Linked DNA regions of Homo sapiens: all the other regions are linked to region 3. The links are chromatin contacts, found by Hi-C or POLR2A ChIA-PET in ENCODE. All regions are on one chromosome and are shown on one strand. Each heading gives the region's core, a stretch centred on a gene start or an enhancer-like site at or near the end of the contact. The rest is flanking DNA. Distances are from core to core; before and after follow the strand shown. Region 1 holds the start of HSH2D-AS1 (HSH2D and RAB8A antisense RNA 1). Region 2 holds the start of CARM1 (coactivator associated arginine methyltransferase 1). Region 3 holds the start of IER2 (immediate early response 2). Region 4 holds the start of LDLR-AS1 (LDLR antisense RNA 1).

Evidence for each region. A loop is a pair of places that touch in the nucleus more often than their neighbours do. ChIA-PET counts read pairs that join two places held with the same protein, here RNA polymerase II (POLR2A). Pooled maps may share reads with other maps.
Region 1: a loop to region 3 is called in a pooled map, with 6 times the contacts of the local background. The contact joins the promoter of HSH2D-AS1 here to the promoter of IER2 in region 3. A Hi-C loop is called at or near these places in 2 of 37 single-sample maps with no recorded cell type and 2 of 50 pooled maps. POLR2A ChIA-PET finds 5 or more read pairs at or near these places in 1 of 52 experiments (B cell).
Region 2: a loop to region 3 is called in a pooled map, with 13 times the contacts of the local background. The contact joins the promoter of CARM1 here to the promoter of IER2 in region 3. A Hi-C loop is called at or near these places in 2 of 37 single-sample maps with no recorded cell type and 8 of 50 pooled maps.
Region 4: a loop to region 3 is called in a map of naive thymus-derived CD4-positive, alpha-beta T cell, with 16 times the contacts of the local background. The contact joins the promoter of LDLR-AS1 here to the promoter of IER2 in region 3. A Hi-C loop is called at or near these places in 2 of 168 maps with a recorded cell type or tissue (both naive thymus-derived CD4-positive, alpha-beta T cell), 2 of 37 single-sample maps with no recorded cell type and 9 of 50 pooled maps.

The regions. Positions count from the first base shown.
Region 1 is chr19:16,138,526-16,141,225 of GRCh38, forward strand. HSH2D-AS1 (HSH2D and RAB8A antisense RNA 1) reads right to left here and starts at 1,390. Exons shown (of 2, transcript NR_199156.1): 1 at 1,210-1,390. It also overlaps a transcript of HSH2D not described here.
Region 2 is chr19:10,870,221-10,872,920 of GRCh38, forward strand. It overlaps CARM1 (coactivator associated arginine methyltransferase 1), which reads left to right and starts at 1,333. Exons shown (of 16, transcript NM_199141.2): 1 at 1,333-1,702. The coding sequence starts at 1,483. RefSeq lists silencers at 593-1,382, 1,513-1,562, 1,653-1,862 and an enhancer at 2,603-2,700.
Region 3 is chr19:13,149,006-13,151,705 of GRCh38, forward strand. It overlaps IER2 (immediate early response 2), which reads left to right and starts at 1,406. Exons shown (of 2, transcript NM_004907.3): 1 at 1,406-1,547. It overlaps STX10 (syntaxin 10), which reads right to left and starts at 1,370. Exons shown (of 8, transcript NM_003765.3): 1 at 1,134-1,370; 2 at 723-892; 3 at 494-588; 4 at 24-86. The coding sequence starts at 1,168. RefSeq lists silencers at 881-930, 971-1,130, 2,681-2,700 and enhancers at 1,251-1,450, 1,471-1,540.
Region 4 is chr19:11,088,371-11,091,070 of GRCh38, forward strand. It overlaps LDLR-AS1 (LDLR antisense RNA 1), which reads right to left and starts at 1,289. Exons shown (of 1, transcript NR_163945.1): 1 at 698-1,289. It overlaps LDLR (low density lipoprotein receptor), which reads left to right and starts at 1,093. Exons shown (of 18, transcript NM_000527.5): 1 at 1,093-1,245. The coding sequence starts at 1,179. RefSeq lists enhancers at 1,347-1,942, 1,943-2,536, 2,254-2,433 and a silencer at 1,924-2,183.

The DNA of each region.
Region 1 (2,700 bases), core at 140-2,639, 3.0 Mb after region 3:
CAGCTCACTGCACCCTCCGCCTCCCGGGTTCAAGCGATTCTTCTGCCTCAGCCTCCCGAGTAGCTGGGACTACAGGCGTGCGCCACCATGCCCAGCTAATTTTTGTATTTTTGGTAGAGACAGGGTTTCACCATGTTGGCCAGGCTGGTCTCGATCCCTTGACTTCATGATCTGCCTGCCTCAGTCTCCCAAAGTGCTGGGATTACAGGTTTGAGCCACCGCACCCAGCCTGCCCTTGCTATTTTCTTTTCTGCCTGACTGTCCTGCATGTGAACTCATTCAGCATCTGTCTCCTCATAGACTGTGGGCCCTAGAAGGGTGGGGACCATGCCAATCTTGCCTTTTTTTTTTGAGACACAGTCTCACTCTGTGACCCAGGCTGGAGTGCAGTGGCATGATCTCAGCTCACTGCAACCTCCATCTCCCAGTTCAAGCAATTCTTCTGCCTCAGCCTCCTGAGTATCTGGGATTACAGGCATGAGCCACTACGCCCAACTAATTTTTGTGTTTTTAGTATAGACAGGGTTTCCCCATGTTGGCCAGGCTGGTCTTGAACTCCTGACCTCAGGTGATCTGCCCACCTCGGCCTCCCGAAGAGCTGGGATTACAGGCATAAGCCACAGCACCCGGCCCGATCTTGCCTTCTGCTTCATCTGCAGCATCTAGCATGGTGCCCATCCAGAGCTGGGGCTCAGCCAGTGTTTGTGAAATCAATGAATGAATAGAATGAAGGCATTGTAGGAAGCTAAAATCATAAAATTACATCAAGTCCAGGGTTGGGCACAGTGGCTCATGCCTATAATCCCAACACTGGGAGGCTGGGGTGTGAGGATTGCTTGAGCTCAGGCGTTCTAGACCATCCTGGGCAACACAGCAAGACCCTGTCTACAAAATAAAAATTGAAAAATTAACCGGGCATGGTGGTGTGAGCTTGTGATTGCAGCTACTTGGGAGGCTGAGGCGGGAGGATCACTTGAGCCCGGGAGTTTGAGGTTGCAGGGAGCTATGATGGCACAGTGCACTTCAGCCTGGGCAACAGAGTGAGACCTTGTCTCTAAAAAGAATCGCATCAAACCCAGTGTTGGCAGAGCCTAAGGGCTTCCCCACTCCCTGACATGTATGGGCCCAGCATTTTCCCAGCACTAAGATGGCATTGTGGCCACCTCCCCCAAGAGCCACCCCACGTGAATCTGTGAATGGCCCACTTACCAGCTGCGGCCTCTGCTGAGAAGCCCAGATCTGTCTCCCTGGAGAACCTGGTATCAGAGAGAGGGGGCCTTGGAATTCTAGCCCCGTTATCTCCCCATCAGGGCACCTTCGTTTTCCCCTCCACACCCTTCCTTCCTCTGGGGGACGCATGTCCGTTTGCGGGCCGAGGCCTGCGGACACTGAGGGGTGTGGGGGTGATTCTGTTGCGACATCTGAAAGGAAGACGTTAGTTTGTGGGAGACCACATCACCCAAGCAGGTCAGGGGAAGCGAGGTTGGGCCGTTTGTGGTGAGGTCTTAGGGGACTGTGCTAGAGCTGGGCCAGCGTACCCCCATGTTCCTGGAAACTCTAAACCCCATGCAAATAAGAGCCCCGATGGTCAGACTTTCCCAGGAGGATCAGAGAAGTGAAGTGAAGTGAAGGCCAGGCCCGGTGGCTCATGCCTGTAATGCCAGCACTTTGGGAAGTCCAGGCAGGTAGATCGCTTGAGGCCAGGAGTTTGAGGCTGCAGTGAGTTGTACTTGCACCACTGCACTCCAGCCTGGGCAACAGAACAAGATCCTGTCTCAAAAAAATAAAAAATAAAAATAAATAAATAAATACTTCAGGCCTATAATCCCAGCACTTTGGGAGGCCAAGGTGGGCAGACCACTTGAGGTCAGGAGTTCAAGACCAACCTGGCCAACATGGTGAAACCCTGTCTCTACTAAAAATATAAAAATTAGCCAGGAGTGGTGGTGCACACTTATAATCTCAGCTACTGGGGAGACTGAGGCAGGAGAATCGCTTGAACCCGGGAGGTGGAGGTTGCAGTGAGCCAAGATCGCACCACTGTACTCCAGCCGGGGCGATAGAACAAGACATCATCTCAAAAATAAAAAGGCCAGATGCAGCAGCTGACACCTGTAATCCTAACACTTTGGGAGGCTGAGGCGGGAGGATCACTTGAACGAGACCAACCTGGCAACATGACAAAACCCCATCTCTTCAAAAATCCAAAAATTAGCCAGGCGTGGTGGTGGTGCTCCTGTAGTCCCAGCTACTCAGGAGGCTGAGATGGGAGGATCACTTGAGCCCAGGAAGTAGAGGCTGTGGTGAGCTGAGACTGCACCACTGCACTCCAGCCTGGGCAACAGAGTGAGGGGACCCTACTCAAAAAAAAAAGAAGAAGAAAAAGAGATTAGCCACAGAGAGGTGAAGTGAGTTGCCCAAGGCAGCTCAGCCCATGAGGTCTGAGGCCCAAGCCAGAGTCTCCCCCAGGCAAACACAAAGGCCTTGCTTGAATTAAGTCACAACAAAGAGTCCTGATTCTCTCACTCCCAACTCATCTCCATGTGCTGTGCTGGAGAGTTGCCTCTCCTAGCATCTTCACATGATTAAGGAGGGCTATTATGCCCATTGCACAGATGCAGAACTGAGGCTCAGAGAGGCTGAGCAACTCACCTTAGGACACACAGCAGGTGAGTGAGAAGCAGGGCTCCACGTGTCTCC
Region 2 (2,700 bases), core at 83-2,582, 2.3 Mb before region 3:
TGGCTCATGCCTGTAGGCCCAGCACTTTGGGATGCCGAGGCGGGCGGATCACCTGAAGTCAGGAGTTCAAGACCAGCCTGACCAACATGGTGAAACCTCGTCTCTACTAAAAATAAAAAATTAGCTGGGCGTGGTAGAGCATGCCTGTAGTCCCAGCTACTCGGGAGGCTGAGGCAGGAGAATCACTTGAACCCGGGAGGCGGAGGTTGCGGTGAGCTGAGATCGAGCCATTGCACTCCAGCCTGGGAGACAGAGCGAGACTCCGTCTCAAAGAAAAAAAAAAAAAAAAAAAAGGAATGAGGCGTAAATGAGGTCTAGGGAAGAGTTAAAGCTGGAGTGCTAGGAAGTGGCCCAAGCTCACTGGGTCGCCCAAAAGAGATGGGGCCACCCAAAATGAAGGGGGATGCAGAGAGAAGACGGGTTTGTGTGGCGGGAGAGGGGCCCTGCGCCGGGCCAGGCTGGACTCAGCATCGTTGGAGGAGGGGCTGAGAGAGGAGGGGGTCAAAGGATATCTTGTGCGAAAGGAGACAGTCAAACATTAAGGATTAAGAAGGCAATGTGGGCAGAGATGATGGGGAAGGGAGGAGGAGCGGTCGAATGTCGGGGAGGGGTCCTTTCAACCGGGCTCAGGTTGCTCCTGGAGGCCAGGGCTCATCGGAAATCGTCGGTGCGGGGGCGGTGGGGGGAAGGGTTGGGGGCGAGGCCCGGGCGCTGGCCACGCCCTTTCCCCCGCCCATTCCCCAGAGCGGGGCGGCTGACAAAGCGAGTCCGGGTGGGAGGGCGCGGGCAGGCACGGGGGCGGGGCCTCGTCGCGGCTGGGCCACGCCTCCCTGAGGGCTGCCTCACAAAGCCGGGCGGGCCCGGGGGGGTGGGGCCCAGTCTCAGGGGCGTGTCCAGGTCGGGGCAGGGAAGCCGCATCACGACGCGCGGCTGCTTGTGTGGGGCGGGGTACAGGGCGTGTCCACGCGGCCGAGCACCGCCCCCGCCGTCCCCGCACCGCCTCACTCGAAAGCAGCCGTTAATGAGGCGCCGGCCTGGGGGCGGGGCCCAGGCCTCCGAGGGGCGTGCCCGCGCGCCCGAGCACCGCCCCCGACGTACCCTCCCGCCCCGCAGTTCCCGGGCGGTGGAGCCACCTCACAAAGCGGCGACCGTTCTCGCGGGGCGGGGCGTAGCCGGTCCCGCCCCACGGGGTGCCCTCTCGTTCGCTCGCTAGCTCCCCGCGCCCAGGACGGCCGGCAGAGGGCGCTGCGCCACGGGGCCGGGCCGCGGCGACGGTGGCGGCGGCGGCGGCGAGGCGGCGCGTGGCCGGCAGGCGGCGCTGCCCGGCTCGGCCTCGGCCTGCACGGCGGCTGCGGCGGCGGTAGCGGCAGCGGCGGCGGCGGCGGCGGCGGCGGCGGCGGCGGCGGCGGCGGCGGCGGCAGCGGCGGCGGCCTGGGCCCGGGCGCAGCGGCGGCGGCGGCGGGGCCTGGAGCCGGATCTAAGATGGCAGCGGCGGCGGCGGCGGTGGGGCCGGGCGCGGGCGGCGCGGGGTCGGCGGTCCCGGGCGGCGCGGGGCCCTGCGCTACCGTGTCGGTGTTCCCCGGCGCCCGCCTCCTCACCATCGGCGACGCGAACGGCGAGATCCAGCGGCACGCGGAGCAGCAGGCGCTGCGCCTCGAGGTGCGCGCCGGCCCGGACTCGGCGGGCATCGCCCTCTACAGCCGTGAGTACGGGGCCCCGGGGCAGGCGCAGGGCCGGGGCTGCTCACGAGGCCGGCCCGGGGCGGGGGCCGGCGGGGAGGGGCCCTGAGCGCGGGGGCCTGGCGTGGGGTCCCCGGGACTGAGCCGGTGGCCTGCAGGGAGCGACCGTGGAGGGCCGGTGCCAGGGGACAGACAGAGAAAAGAGGGCGTGCGTGGTGGCCGGAGGGGCAAGGTGCCCAGAGTGAGCAAGGGAGCGCGAAATGGGGAGTGAAGGGCCTGAGATTTGGGAGGGGTGGGTGAGCAGGAAGTGGGGGGCTCTGAGTGGAAGGGGAATTTGGAGGACGCCAGGCGTGGTGGGCTTAAGCGTGGGGGAGGGAGGTCCGGGGTGCGGGAGAGGTGGGCGTCTCGGGGGCGGGCGTGGCCGCCTCTGCAGGGAGGAGGGTGGGGCGTGGGCGGCCCGGGATCCCTCTGGGGACCCCCTGGATAGCTCAGGACGGTTGGAAAGTGTTTGCTGGTCTGGGGCGCCCGCGAGTACCGAGTTCCACCGCTGTGCGAGGTGTGGCGTTCAGGACCCCCGAATGGGAAACTTCAGGATCTGGGGAGAGGGCCCATGCGGGGACGGTGGGAGCCGCAGGGTGAGCTCCTCGTGGAAACGTGGACGGGACGGGCCCCTTCCTGATGCCGGGCTTCGAAGTAAGAGCTAACAGCCTCCTCCCATCTTCTTTTGGGGGATGTGAGAAGCTGGTTACATTTTCCGAAGCTGCTTTCAAAACTGACATTTCACTGGGGGGAAAAGAAAATCACAAATGCGTTTGCCAGCACCCCCCACCCCCGCTCCCAGTCTTTGTAGTTCATTCTTCTTCTTGTTACTCCTTCTTATCTCTTCTCTTTGATTCCTTGTTCACATTTTGCTACTCTGTGTCATTTGGCTTTGTCTTTCAGGGCTTCTTGCACTGATGCCCTGGGGAACCCCTCAGGAGGCCTCTAGCTAGCTTGGGTCCTGTGTGAATTTTTTGCCACT
Region 3 (2,700 bases), core at 156-2,655:
CAGGGTGGGTCAGGAAGGCTTACCTCTCTGTTATTCCTCTCCAAAAATGCTACGGCTGTTGGGCTGACCATATGGTCCTTCATTTCCTGGAGGTAAGGACAGCATTAGGGAGGAAAGACACTCAGGCTGGGCGCGGTGGCTCACGCCTGTAATCCTAGCACTTTGAGAGACCAAGCCGGGTGGATCACCTGAGGTCAGGAGTTCGAGACCAGCCTGATCAACATGGTGAAACCCCGTCTCTACTAAAAACACAAAACTTAGCCGGGTATCGTGGCAGGCACCTGTAGTCCCAGCTACTCAGGAGACTGAGACACAAGAATCGCTTGAGCCTGGGAGGCGGAGGTTGCAGTGAGCCGAGATTGCAACACTGTACTCCAGCCTGGGCGACAGAGCGAGGCTCTGTCTCAAAAAAAAAAAAAAAAAAGAAAGAAAGAAAGAAAAAAAAACACACTCAAACCTTCCCCCACTCCCCGCCTGCAGGACCTTTCCTGACCTGGACTGCCTCTCGCATCCGCTCCACGAACACCTTTCTCTCCTGCAGGTCCCCGGCTGGGAGCTTGAACTTGCCTGGGTTGGCTTCCACTATACGTGGGCTGAGAGTCAAGGGTCAAGGCCGGAGCCAGATATCATCCCCGTCCCTAGGGGTCCAGCCCTACCCGAAGGTGGGCTGCCACCGCAATGGGCTCTCCCATGCCACCCTCTGCCACAAAGCCCCAGGATATCGATGGTCTCTTCCAGGTCCTCGAGGTCCCACTCGATGCTGCGCAGGCCATTCCGCAGCTCATTGGTCGTCCAGTCCAGCTCCTCGCGTCCGACCGCCGCGCTTTCCTGCAGGAGCTCGCACCAGCGCTGGTACAGCCCGCGGGCCGTGTTCACCGCCTTCTGCACCTCGCTGCGGGCAGGGGCACGGCGGGCGCGGCTGGGGGCAGGCGGTCCTCCCGCCTGCCTCTGCCCCCGACTGCAAACCCAAACGCATGGGGGACTCCGGAGACCCCTATATACCCCTGCGTGCGCCTCCCACTCTGCACCCCGACGGCCTTGCCCAGCCCGCCGGGCACGCTGGGGCCGGCACCCGGGCACTGGCTGGCTTGGGTACAGAGCACCCTCCGCCCTCCCCCGTCGTTGTCACTCACCCTCGGACTACAAAAAAGGGGTCTTCGAGAGACATGTCAGTCCCTTCCCCCCCAGGCCGAACCCCCCTCCCGGCCTGGGTTCGCGGGCTGGTTCCCTCCCAACCGAGGAGAACGCGCCGCCACCCCCGCCCCCGTCACGCCACCATCGAGAGCCGGACCGCCAGGGGAGAAAGAGAAGCCTCGGAGGCCCGACGTGCGGACACTTCCGCCCTCTCCTCAGCCATCTTGGTTGTGGGCAGAGGCAGCTTCCGGTGCACATGCCCCCGCCCCTTAGCCCTCTCGTGCCGCACCGTAGGGGGCGGTGTCGGAGTTCTGTCTGGGCCTATTCGGGTCCGAGTTCGGAATTTCGGTTCAAGGCCCAGTTCCTCGGATTGTTCCTGCGCAACTTCAGTTTCCCTTCCAGGCACGGGCAATGTAAATAATGATAGCCTCCCTCATCTCTGGCGGCTGGGTATTATGGCTGGGGAAGGGGCTCATTCGATTCGTTGAAGCTTTTCATGGACTCCCTGAGCTGGCACCTGGGAGATCGTCCCATCCCAGGGTCCCGAGTGTCAGGTTTGGCTAGGGTCTGGGGGAGAGGTGGTCCTCCCTTCTCCCTGCGGGGGCGCGGTGAGGAGCGGGCCTGCTCCTCCGGGGAGTTCTGCCGCATTCTCCCAATCTCTTTCCTGAGAAGTGGCGGAGTTGGGGGCACTTCGAGGTCGCCTTGGGGCGAGGTGGTCGTGAGGGGGTCCCAGATATGCCAGCAGCGGGGGGAGGTCACCTTTGAGAAAGTGCGTGGAGGTGGGTTTCTTCAGAAGCGCGGAGTCTTTCTGGGTGCGAGCCTGGGGGTAGCGGGTGGTGGCTTTGAGGATGGTCTCCAGGGGGGCCCTCTGTGTGTGGGGTCTCCGTCTGGGTAGGGGCCAGGAATATCAGCGGAGGGACTCAGGGTCGTCCCTATGTGTGACAGTGGCGCTGTGTGTTGGGGAGCTTCGGGAAAGCACTTTTTTTGAGTGATAGGGGGCCTGGTCTCCCCTGGAGGGTGGGCGGGTTATCTGAGGGAGTCCTCGGAGGGTCGCCCCCTTGCGCGTCAGAGTTGCTGCGTGGGGTCTCAGAGATAGCGCCTGGGCTGGGGAAATCATTGTGGGGTCTCCGTGGTAAGGTTAGCGGGGTGGGGACGGCCTGCGTCTTCGGCAGGTCGTCGCAGTCTGGCACCATCGTTGAATGGGGACGAGTTTGGGAAGGGTATTTTAGGGGGGAATAACTTTTGAGTTCCCAGCGTGCGGGGGAAGGGCGGGACGGGAGGGTGTCCCAAGGCCTGAGAAGATCAGTGTGGGGCAGGGGTCAGGAATAACCTGGGAGGGGGCCTTGTATGGGGGAAATAATTGGGAAGAGGAGAGATGGGATGAAGGGGGCCTCAGCGGGTCGTCTCCTGTGTATGCAGGGTCGTTCTGCAGCGTCTCTGGGAGATGGCGTCCCTGGGAGCCCTCAGGTCGCCCCTACCCGCTGCGGGGTGCTTTCCTGGCGTCACGCCTTCCTGGCCCCTGGAGGGAAGGAAGTGAAACTCTCCTCTTCCCCCACCCGGCTGGAA
Region 4 (2,700 bases), core at 39-2,538, 2.1 Mb before region 3:
TAATTAAAAAATTATTTTCCCTGATTAATCTTTTTTTTTGTCCTTCTGAGAGTTCAATTTGTCCCTTTTCTGCCTGGTCTCCTAGGTTTCCCTAAAATCCTGCTGAGAGGTTAGCACTGCCTGCCAAAGTCAGTTTGCAAAATCCCAGAGAAATCCAGCTTATTCCTGGGGGAACCGCCAAGACTGCCCAGCCCTGTGTGGGGTTCAGGCAAGTTTCTCACATGTGCCTTTTTGGCAAGAGGCCTCTGGCAACCCCATGAGTCCCCAAAGAGACTCAATTCTAAAAGTTGGTCTCCACCAGCTCTCTGTGGCTTAGGGGTTCAAGTTCAACTGTGAAAGCCCTGTTTTGTTTTGATTTTGCTTTGAGGGAGAGGAAACCGCCCTTCTGTTTGTTCAACTCCTTCTCCTAAGGGGAGAAATCAATATTTACGTCCAGACTCCAGGTATCCGTACAATTGATTTTTCAGATGTTTATACTCAGCCAAAGGCGGGATCCCACAAAACAAAAAATATTTTTTTGGCTGTACTTTTGTGAAGATTTTATTTAAATTCCTGATTGATCAGTGTCTATTAGGTGATTTGGAATAACAATGTAAAAACAATATACAACGAAAGGAAGCTAAAAATCTATACACAATTCCTAGAAAGGAAAAGGCAAATATAGAAAGTGGCGGAAGTTCCCAACATTTTTAGTGTTTTCCTTTTGAGGCAGAGAGGACAATGGCATTAGGCTATTGGAGGATCTTGAAAGGCTGTTGTTATCCTTCTGTGGACAACAACAGCAAAATGTTAACAGTTAAACATCGAGAAATTTCAGGAGGATCTTTCAGAAGATGCGTTTCCAATTTTGAGGGGGCGTCAGCTCTTCACCGGAGACCCAAATACAACAAATCAAGTCGCCTGCCCTGGCGACACTTTCGAAGGACTGGAGTGGGAATCAGAGCTTCACGGGTTAAAAAGCCGATGTCACATCGGCCGTTCGAAACTCCTCCTCTTGCAGTGAGGTGAAGACATTTGAAAATCACCCCACTGCAAACTCCTCCCCCTGCTAGAAACCTCACATTGAAATGCTGTAAATGACGTGGGCCCCGAGTGCAATCGCGGGAAGCCAGGGTTTCCAGCTAGGACACAGCAGGTCGTGATCCGGGTCGGGACACTGCCTGGCAGAGGCTGCGAGCATGGGGCCCTGGGGCTGGAAATTGCGCTGGACCGTCGCCTTGCTCCTCGCCGCGGCGGGGACTGCAGGTAAGGCTTGCTCCAGGCGCCAGAATAGGTTGAGAGGGAGCCCCCGGGGGGCCCTTGGGAATTTATTTTTTTGGGTACAAATAATCACTCCATCCCTGGGAGACTTGTGGGGTAATGGCACGGGGTCCTTCCCAAACGGCTGGAGGGGGCGCTGGAGGGGGGCGCTGAGGGGAGCGCGAGGGTCGGGAGGAGTCTGAGGGATTTAAGGGAAACGGGGCACCGCTGTCCCCCAAGTCTCCACAGGGTGAGGGACCGCATCTTCTTTGAGACGGAGTCTAGCTCTGTCGCCCAGGATGGAGTGCAGTGGCACGATCTCAGCTCACTGCAACCTCCGCCTCCCGGGTTTAAGCGAGTCTCCTCTCTCAGCCTCCCGAATAGCTGGGATTACAGGCGCCCAACCACCACGCCCGCCTAATTTTTGTATTTTTAGTAGAGACGGGTTTTCACCATTTTGGCCAGGCTGGTCTCGAACCCCGACCTCAGGTGATCTGCCCAAAAGTGCTGGGATTACAGGCGTCAGCCACCGCGCCCGGCCGGGACCCTCTCTTCTAACTCGGAGCTGGGTGTGGGGACCTCCAGTCCTAAAACAAGGGATCACTCCCACCCCCGCCTTAAGTCCTTCTGGGGGCGAGGGCGACTGGAGACCCGGATGTCCAGCCTGGAGGTCACCGCGGGCTCAGGGGTCCCGATCCGCTTTGCGCGACCCCAGGGCGCCACTGCCATCCTGAGTTGGGTGCAGTCCCGGGATTCCGCCGCGTGCTCCGGGACGGGGGCCACCCCCTCCCGCCCCTGCCCCCGCCCCTTTGGCCCGCCCCCCGAATTCCATTGGGTGTAGTCCAACAGGCCACCCTCGAGCCACTCCCCTTGTCCAATGTGAGGCGGTGGAGGCGGAGGCGGGCGTCGGGAGGACGGGGCTTGTGTACGAGCGGGGCGGGGCTGGCGCGGAAGTCTGAGCCTCACCTTGTCCGGGGCGAGGCGGATGCAGGGGAGGCCTGGCGTTCCTCCGCGGTTCCTGTCACAAAGGCGACGACAAGTCCCGGGTCCCCGGAGCCGCCTCCGCGACATACACGAGTCGCCCTCCGTTATCCTGGGCCCTCCTGGCGAAGTCCCCGGTTTCCGCTGTGCTCTGTGGCGACACCTCCGTCCCCACCTTGTCCTGGGGGGCGCCCTCGCCCCACCAGCCCCGATCAAGTTCACAGAGGGGCCCCCGGCCACCCTCAAGGCCTCGGTTCCTTACGAGGTTGAAACGTTGCCTCAGAATCTCCCCGCCCCTCCTTGGTCTGCAGCCGAGATCTTCAGCCACGGTGGGGCAGCTATCCCCCGGGACCGACCCCCTGGGGTGGCCTCGCTTCTTCAGAGGCTGTGAATGGCTTCGGTTCAGCTGTCCAAGCGGCGATTTTTCCTCTGGGTGAAATGGATTAGATTTTAGATTTCCACAAGAGGCTGGTTAGTGCA